Linked DNA regions of Homo sapiens: region 2 is linked to region 1. The links are chromatin loops, found by intact Hi-C in ENCODE. Cell type or tissue: Caco-2. All regions are shown on one strand.

The links. Peaks named below come from ENCODE experiments on the same cell type or tissue, not always from the same donor. Only the 100,000 strongest peaks of a DNase experiment are listed, where the experiment ranks them.
Region 2: a loop joins it to region 1, with 6 times the contacts of the local background. A loop is called at or near these places in 21 of 110 quality-filtered maps.

What each region holds. Positions count from the first base shown.
Region 1 is chr4:87,087,306-87,092,305 of GRCh38, reverse strand. It overlaps AFF1 (ALF transcription elongation factor 1), which reads right to left. Exons shown (of 21, transcript NM_001166693.3): 6 at 2,236-2,322; 7 at 477-513. Among named protein-coding and RNA genes, the nearest start is that of KLHL8, 130 kb to the left of the region's middle. In Caco-2, no CTCF peak of the experiment used is centred here; no DNase peak of the experiment used is centred here.
Region 2 is chr4:87,023,110-87,028,109 of GRCh38, reverse strand. All of the region lies in intron 2 of AFF1 (ALF transcription elongation factor 1), which reads right to left. Among named protein-coding and RNA genes, the nearest start is that of AFF1, 91 kb to the right of the region's middle. In Caco-2, no CTCF peak of the experiment used is centred here; a DNase peak (open chromatin) is centred at 2,299; H3K4me3 peaks cover 380 bases.

The DNA of each region.
Region 1 (5,000 bases):
TCTTATTTTGGTTTTTGTTTGTTTGAGACAGGATCTGTGCTGTCTCCCAGGCTGGAGTGCAGTGCCACAATCTTGGCTCACTGCAACCTCTACTTCCTAGGCTCAAGTGATCCTCCCACCTCAGCCTCCCAAGTAGCTGGGACCACAGGCACATGACTCCAAGCCCAGCTAATTTTTCTAATTTTGTAGAGACAGGGTTTCACCATGTTGCCCAGGCTGGTCTTCAACTCCTAGGCTCAAGCGATCCAACTGCCTTGGACTCCCAAAGTGCTGGGATTACAGGCATGAGCCACTGCGCCTGGTCAACAATTTTAAATCCCACATAAAGAATAGTTTTATATTTGTTCTCCTTTCCTATTCTTTCAACATAGGAAGGCCTCATCTCTGCTGGGGCATTTTTTACTAATGTTTTTACGTTAAACAGTAAAAGCTATGCTTTGTTCTCCAATCCAATAAGCAGTTTCAAATTTACTTACTTTGGTTTTGGGTTACAGAACTGACATGCTGAGAGTCCTAGAAAGAAAATAAAAATATCTAATTATTAAAAGATTAAGGCTTATAAAGTTAAAGAGAAAACCGTTGAGCTTTTAGTATTAAAAGGATAGTCTTATGAAACTTTCAAATATCTAGAAAAATGGAAACAGTGTAGAGAATACCCATACTACCCATCACAGATTCTATAATTATTTCATTATGACTTGCAGCTATCCATCTATTCAAACTTTTTTCATGCATAAGTTGAAAATATTGATTAACCTAATTTTAGCTTTCATTGCTTCTCTTCTTTCCTAGAGTTTATTTTTCCTTTGTTGTTGCACAAAGATATTTTTACAGAGCTTAGTGCTTTAATTTAAAACAAGCAATAATGAGTCACTGTTTTTTTTGTTTTGTTTTTTGTTTTTGAGACGGAGTCTCGCTTTGTTACCCCAGGCTGGAGTGCAGTGGTGCAATCTCGGCTCACTGCAACCTCTGCCTCCCAGGTTCAAGCGATTCTTCTGCCTCAGCCTCTCCAGTAGCTGGGACTACAGGTGCCCGCCACCACACCCAGCTAATTTTTGTATTTTTAGTAGAGACGGTGTTTCACCATGTTGGCCAGGATGGTCTTGATCTCCTGACCTCGTGATCCACCCGCCTCAGCCTCCCAAAGTCCTGGGATTACAAGCATAAGCCACCATGCCCGGTCCATGAGTTACATTTTAAAAATTATTAGAAAATAAGTAAATATATAAAGTAGCAAATTTGAGTTTTTGTAGATAGAACCTTTTTTTTTTTTTTTTTTTTTTTGGTGGTAGAGAGACGGGGTCTCACCGTTGTCTAGGCTGGAGTGTAGTGGCTTAATTACAGCTCACTGCAGCCTCAACCTCCTGGGCTCAAGTGATTCTCCCACCTCAGCCTCCCAAGTAGCTGGGACTACAGGTGCATGCCACCACACCTGGCTAGTTTTTGTATTTTTTTGGAGAGACAAAGTTTTGCCACATTGCCCAGGCTGGTCTTAAACTCCTGGACTCAAGTGATCCACCCACCTCGGCCTCCCAAAGTACTGGGAATACAGGCATGAGCCACCATACCTGGCCTAGAACTACTTTTCACAACAGTATCATGGAAAGGAATAGCTCTCTCACTCTCTCAATATATGTATTATGTATATAAAACAATGAACATGCATATCAGATTGAACAAAACACAGATCTGAAGGTGCTATTTCTACATTTTGAAGGTTATCCAAAAGTATAAATTAAAAAAAAGGAGAATGGCAGTGTTTTAACGCATTGTTCATAAATACTGTAACAGAAACACACAAGTCAGCAGTTTATTTGCTTGTTATTAAACCAGCACTAGTGTAACTGATCACATTAAACTCAAGAAAATGTAGGGAGTGTGAGATATGTAAGATGTATGTGCATATATCTAATTCTGAACGAGAAATCACACACTCAATTTCCCTGCCCCTCTGTTCTCCCATCTCTAAAGTAAGGATCCTCAAATGAGAGAACGTATTGGAAAATCCTGAATGCTTTTTATAAATTATAAAGCTTTATGAAAATCTAGGATGTTCTAAGTTGCAGAATAAATGTTTGAAAGCATTCTGAAGCACTGTAGAAGCTAAATTAATCATAATTTTAACCTCATTTCCAAAGATTTGAACAAGTAATACTTTATCAATCTGCCTCACAGCAATGCCTTACGCTTTTCACTAAGGTGGATGCAATGCCTGCCATACTTTTAAGGAATTACCTTTGTAGGGAAAGGAAACTTGGATGGCTCAGCTGTACTAGGCGTATGTATTGCTGTCAAAGGAGGCGGCCATGAATGGGTCATTTCCTGGAAAGATATTTGGAAAGGGAAGAAAAAGTAAATTATAAATAGAACATTCATTGCTACTTAACATTTTGAACTTAATGTAGAATGGATTGATCATAAATGGCAAGTACAATCTTAAAAGTTATTTCATGTACTTAAAAAAAACAACTCCTATTTCAGTGGGCTATGTTGAAAAGTTAAAGCTCTCCAACATAAAAAACTAAAAAACGCCAGTTTGTAGAAGACAATCAAGGTATAGAACGTGAATGAATTTAACACCCTGAATATTATCAAGCACATAAACTGTACGTAACAGGTACTGCCAGAGCTTGTGGAGCTGTGAAGACTGTAGGTGACAGGTTGGGCTGGAAAAGCAGTCTCTCCTCGATGCATTCTTTCTCCCTCAGCTTCTTTACTGCATTTCCTGGAATTATTTCAGTTCAAAGGAAGAAGAACTTTCCTGTTTGACTTAAGCAAACAAGTAATTCAGGTCACTTGTTCCACTTGGGAGAGTTTTAATGGATTTGACCCTTCCCTGATACACACTATTAGCAAATAAGAACTTTTTTGAAGGAGAGGAGCTTAAAATTACCTTTCTTTTCCATTGAGAAGCTTAATTTTTACAATTTTCTCAGTTGAAGGAAAGATTTCTAAAACTTACAATTGATATATGTATCTTGACATGAATTCTTCTAAACACATTCACAAATTTTTCTAAAAATACTTGTTGAAAACAGGTATGTCAGAAAAAAGATGTGTCAAATTGCAAATACACATACACACACAAACACACTTTTCTAAAAGGCCAAAATGGCATTGGAGACCATTAACTACAACCCCAACATCTACAGATTGAAAAAAACTGAGGTCCAAAATGATTGAGTCAAGGTACCCCAGGAAGTCAAAGGTGGTTCCCACATGTGTCAGACCTGCCCGGCAAACTGGCTTAATACTCGACATGCGGCCGGGCGCAGCAGCTCACACCTGTAATCCCAGCTTTTGGAGGCCAAGGCAGGTGGATCACCTGAGATCGGGAGTTCAAGACCAGCCTGACCAACATGGAAAAACCCCATATCTACTAAAAATACAAAATTAGCTGGGTTTGGGTGTGCATGCCTGTAATCCCAGCTACTCGGGAGGCTGAGGTTGCAGTGAGCCGAGATCGTGCCATTGCACTCCAGCCTGGGCAACAAGAATGAAACTCCGTCTCAAAAATAAATAAATAAATACAAAAATACAAAAATGAGCCGGGCATGGTGGTACATGCCTGTAATCCCAGCTACTTGGCAGGAGAATGGCTTGAACCTGGCAGGTGGAGGTTGCAGTGAGCGGGGATCGCACCATTGCACTCCAGCCTGGGTGACAGGGCGAGACTCCGTCTCAACAACAAAAAAAAAAATTGACATACAACTCTACCAGCAATCTGCGACCCCACAGCATGCTATATTACTCCACCTGTATAACACATGATGTATTCTAACGCCTCATTCTTTTCTAAGTCCTGGCTAACCTATCTCCACAAAAATGCCATTTGATCCTTGCAACAGCTGGAGATGGCACTGTAGCAAGTACTTCCACTTCCAACCTATGTGCAGGTCTCCCGTTGCCCTTCCCCATTGCAGCTCTGTGGGTTACCACAGCCTCAGGAGAGACAGCAGCGACCTCGCACAGTGACGAGTAATGTAAGTGATGCCGGCTTTCTTAATTTTTGTTAAAAGTGAACTCGTGCCCTTGTTTACTGACTGGCCATCTGCTTTGTTCAGGACACAACAGGAGATCTTTCCTAAAATATACTGGAAAGAATAATGGCTATAGCCAAAGACCCAGATTGAATCCTAACTCCAATCCTTACCAGCCATGTCAGCCTAAGTAAGTCATCTGAACCCTAATCCTCAATGCTCACTAAGAGGTAAACTAGAACCACTTATTTTCAAAGTATTGTAAGAGTACTTTATGTACCGTACTGAATGAATACTGCACAGAAGGCACTTAATAAATTAAAAGCATTACAACTTTTAATTAAAAGTCCAGTTTTAAAAGAATTTCAATACTGCACCAAAGAGAGCTTCCTGCTGTTTTATTTACTTGGTAATACTTTAAGGCACAGAACCATTATAATGTTACAACACAAAAACATGTAATAATTAATTGAGAAGGTATCTGAAAACATCACCCTTATGTTTTTCAATAATTTATTTGGAATCTCAATGGTATCTATGACTTTTAGTCACCAAATGCCTAAGGCTGTCCCAGCTATTAAATCAGGCAGTTGGAAAGTACATAAATTCTTTCAAACCCTAAGTGGTTCCCTGGTAGTCTGAAAGGATTTATATACTTCCCTACATGCCTAGCTTACTAGAGGGACTTAAGAGAACTGGGGCCATTATTAAGGAGAAGAGGCTGCTCAGAAAGACTCACAAGGCCATGATTTCACTTCCTACCTTAACAATGACTTGTCACATGAACAGAGACAAATCACTGGGACCTACGTCAGCCCTGGCCCTCCAGGCCCCACAGCTACTGTCTTTTTCTCCTTGCTCATCCTGCTCTGGAGACACTGTCTAGTTCTAATTGTTCCTCTAATACACCAACTTGATACCACCTCGAGGATTTTCCACCAGTTCTTCCCTCTGCCTAGCCTTCTGTTTACTGGCCTGTTGCATTATTCACAGCACCATCAACACCCAACACTATGTATT
Region 2 (5,000 bases), 64 kb after region 1:
AAGTGTTTTGGGTTTCAATTTTTTTTCTTTTTTTTGGATTTTGGAACACTGGCATTTAGCACTACTAATCTTAAAATCTGAAAAATAAAATGCTCCAATAAGCACTTCCTTAGAGTGTCATGTCATCACTCAAAAAGTTTCAGATTTTGTAGCCAGGCCTGGTGGTGCACGCCTGTAATCCCACCTACTTGGGAGGCTGAGGCAGGAGAATCACTTGAACCCCAGGAGGCAGAGGTTGCAATGGGCCACTGCATTGATCACACCACTGCACTCCAGTCTGGGCGACAGTGAGACTCACCTCAAAAAAAAAAAAAAAAAAAAAAAACCCAACAGCAACAACAACAAAAAGTTTCAGATTTTGGAATGTTTAGGATTTTGAATTAGGACTATTTAATATGTACTTATAATCTGAGAATAAGGCTTTTTACTGTGAAATTCATTAAACTTTTCTGAATGTTTGAAAATGTTCATAATGTTAGAAAAAATAACCACAAGAATAAACTATTAAATTTGGTCAAAACACTGTGGTAGGATCGTTGTGTGCCCCACATTTTTCCAACAGACTCTCCTCTCTCCTCTAGGGTATTTACAGGCTTCTGGTTAAATCTCAGATTTTAGCAGAAAGGAGTAATTTGGAAGCACAAATTTATCTATGAAATATTATAGCAAATCTTTGGAAGGAAAGGAACTCAAGAGTGGTCCTAAACTTGTGAGACACATGATTTCATCAGCTGTCAGCAGAACTGAAATAGCAGAAGTGTGCATGTTACATGTGTATCCGTGCATGCACGCCAAGCAAAACTAGAGCACTTACCTAACACCTTCAAATCTTTCTCTGGCTTCTGCTTTTTGCTCTACTGGGAAACTACAAGCAATCTAGTAGAGACACATGCATACATTTGTAGAAGTAAGTTTCAGATTCCCACCTGGGAAGTTTTCAGGGTAATCTCCTTAGCAGCCACTGTGAAGGCTTAATTCACCTTCCCTCATTTCCTCCCCCAGTATTCATTCTTTAAAATATACTTTTCTCTACTTGGGAATTAGGCTGTTTGTAAAGTTTCAGAAAGTTAATCTTCTCTGGTTCTTGTCCTATTTCTTCCTGTACTGATTTAGGGCCTATAAAGAAACCACCGGAATCACATTTCCTTCTTCATATTTCAAAGTGTTTTTCCTGCAAGTGCTTCCCCACAAAATTACCAAGCCAGAAAGCCTTGAGCTTTTAGGAAGGATTGAGTCTATGGTTCTATTTCATCTAGTTTGAGTTACATCTGGTATATAAAATACGAGAGAACCAGATTTTAGAAAAGCATTTTACATAAGTAAATCTGTAATACAATAGGTATTACCTTATATGTACCAATCTCCCTTCGCCCATTATTTCTCCTCTGAGCTAGTTCTAAATGCTGCTGCAATAAACCTCCTCCCTGCAGACATGCTGAGGAACCATGTCATTCGAAATTCTTTCCTTGCTCTTTTAGAAGTCTGGCCTCAGTTCCCTACTAACGGGCCCTCCTCACCTCCAACTTCCCTACCACTTCCTACTACAGAGCAACTGGATGGCCACTCAAGGTCCCCACACAGAGACTGCTGTTTGTCAGTCTCCTGCCACGACTTTGTTGAAACTGAAGGAGGCAGAGAGGAGGCTCAGCAACATGCCACACGATGGAACATTTTGGTTACCATCACAGTAAACGAGTACAGGGAATGGTCTCAGCAGGGCATGGTGGCTCACACCTGTAATCCCAGCAATTTGGGAGGCCGAGGCAGGAGGATCGCTTGAAGTCAAGGGTTCAAAGACCAGCCTGGCCAACATGGCAAAACCCCATCTCTACTAAAAGTACAAAAATTAGCTGGGTGTGCATGGCAAATTTTTAATTTTATTTATTTACCTATTTATTTATTTTGAGACAGAGTTTCACTCTTGTTGCCCAGGCTGGAGTGCAATGGCATGGTGTCAGCTCACTGCAACCTCCACCTCCCGGGTTCAAGCAATTCTCCTGCCTCAGCCTTACAGGCATGCACCACCACGCAAAAAAAAAAAAAAAAAAGCATGGTCTCTGGAGTTAGTGAAGGATTCAGACCTAGGCTCTGCCACTTCCTAACTGTGGTTCTTTGGGTAAATCATTTACTCACTAAACATGGTGGTGAGGGGTAGAGTAAGGCTGTGTAACCCACAGAGCACCCAGGAGTGTCTTGCACATACTGTGTCCTAAGCAAATACAGGTCAAGTAACTGACACCTGGGGCCAGCATGATTTAGGGTCTGATGACAATGTACAGACGCTCTCGGAAACACAAACATCCCCATGCATAGGAACTAGGCGAAACCTGCAGAGCGAGAGTTCTCCACTATTGACACTTGGGGCCAGGTAATTCTTAGGGTGGGGCTGTCCTGTGTATTGCAGGACGTTAGCAGCATCCCTAGCCTCTATCTGAGATGATGGTAGCACACCCCCCTCCCAGGCGTGACAGCCATATCTGTCTCCAGACATTGCCAAATATCCCCGGGATAGGGAAGGGTAAAATCTCCTCCCCTGTGGAGAACCACCCCTGTAGAGAATGAGAAATATTCCCAAAGTCACTGTGTTACTTCTCTACTGGGATAGCAGCCACCACAATAATGCAGGACGGAAGGAACTGACATGGGAAATCTTTGCCAATGGCTACATTTATGACCGGCACGTCTGAGATGCTGTCACTGCCAGGTACAGCCAACAGGACAAGCCATACACTCTCTAAGCCTTAGTTTCGTCCTCTCTAAAATAGAGATGAGAATTGTACCAAAAAGTTTTGGGCTGTTGTAATAATTACATTAACTAATGCAGACATAGTGCTGAGCCCAGTGCCTAGTGTTCAATAACTGTGAGTCATTATTAATGAATATACACAGCTGGAGTCCAAGTGCTGGCAAAGGAGCACAGGCTTTGGTGCCCCTTCCTGCATTCTGCCTATGCCTCTCCCATTACATCCCTTTCCTCCCTAAAAAGGGAGATAACTCAATACTAAACACAATAGATGGTCACTAGAGCTGGCAGCCTATGGAGCAGGATAAGAGAACCTTGTGAAAAAAGGGGATCCCAAGGATGGCATAAAATGTGGTATCTCACAGCAGAGGTGAAGGGATGCATGCATTTCACACTAAAAATGAAGGGGTGGAAAAATGTTTTATTCTAAACATCAGTTTTTTCTAAAGAAGCAGGATAGGGATCAGGATCGGGGCTGGGCGCAGTGGCTCACGCCTGTGATCCCAACACTTTGGGAGGCCGAGGCGGGTGGATCACTTGAGTCCAGGAGCTTGAGACCAGCCTGGCCAACATGGTGAAACTCCATCTCTACTAAAAAATAAATAAATAAATTAGCCAGGCGTGGTGGTGGGCACCTGTAATCCCAGCCTCAGGAGGCTGAGGCAGGAGAATTGCTTGAACCCAGGAGGCAGAGGTTGCAGTGAACAGATAGCGCCACTGTACTCCAGCCTCGGAAGACAGAACAAGACTCTGACTCAAAAAAAAGCAGGATCCTAAAGGAGGATGAAGGGTAAAAGGGATTTCACATCTTTTATACAAAAAGGTTCCATCCACATACATCCCCTGTCCCAAATATTGCTGGAGTTCCCCAAGTTACAAATACCCTACCATCTCTCTCCAAATTCCCCATGCAGTAACCAAGCTGGAGAAAAGGCACTTACTTCCCAGAGGCTAACGCTGGGAAACACTGACCTCACATTTCTTCACTCTGAGAGGAATTTTACACATACCATGTTTCCCTACTCTCATCCTCTTTTTTTGTTTCAGTTATAGCTCAGTTTAGAGATAAACAGACACCCCACCCATATTCCATTTTCTATGCCTTCCTTTGCTCCACCAGTAAATCATGGGTCACTGGCCACATGGATATATGTATGAAGGGCAAGGAGACATTTACATGTAAGTCTGGAGTAGATCTGAAGCTGTGTATCAGCCGTCACTTGCCATGAGCCTCAGTTTATCTGTATAATGGCAGTGATAAGCTCTGCCTTGCAGATTAAATGATACCATTTTGCAAAGTTCCTGGTTCAGAGATCAGAACATAACAGAATGCTCAATAAATAATTGCTTAATAAAAGACTGCTATTACCATAGATCAAAATTATACATAATCCTCTGTCCTTAAAAGTGCCCAGGTTTACCAGTGGAAATGCCCCTGCCCCAAAGAATCCATTTTTTCCAGTCTCCTCCAAGTAATCTTAAAGATCCCTTACACCACTCCTCTTTCTCCATCCACAAAACCCCCTAAAGCTAAAAGCTAACACAAGTATAGAACGAACCCTCTTGTTTAAGCATGGTTTTCATGCTTTATTTCAGTGATTGCACCGTTTGCCATTATTATTCCAAATGTTGGACATTTTGGCACAAGTTAAGAAACATTCTGGCTCTAGCCTAGGGCCTAACCTTCATCACATGATTTTCCTTGCTGCTTCTGCAAAACATTTTCTATGTCCCAAACACATTTTTGGAAGAAAATCAGTAAACTGGAAACTATCTACACTTTTTTTAATTTCCAACACCTATTGAAATAACTACCCACTCTAGCCAGTTCAACCATGAAAATATAGTGAAAAAAGTCATTGTTGAATTAAAATAGAAAATTTCTTCTCAAATAAATGAATAATTTAAGTGGTTCTGTCCTTCAGTTTAGGCACAGTTTTTATAATAAGTCAGTAAGTATAGAAGTATCTGAATTTTCTATTTCTGATAATTTAAACATACATTAGGTTAAAATTTACAAAGTTAAAAGGCAGTTACCACAAATCCATTCATTTCCTTGTCAATTTTTAAATGAGACTGACACCAAAAAACAAAAACTAAACAGAATTCTTCCCCAGCTAATTTTAAGATAACATTGAAAAGCACAGTTATAAAATGATTTCAGTCTGCTGGGCACAGTGGCTTACACCTTTAATCCCAGCACTTTGAGAACCCAAAGTGGTAGGATCACCTGAGTTCAAGACCAGCCTGAACAACA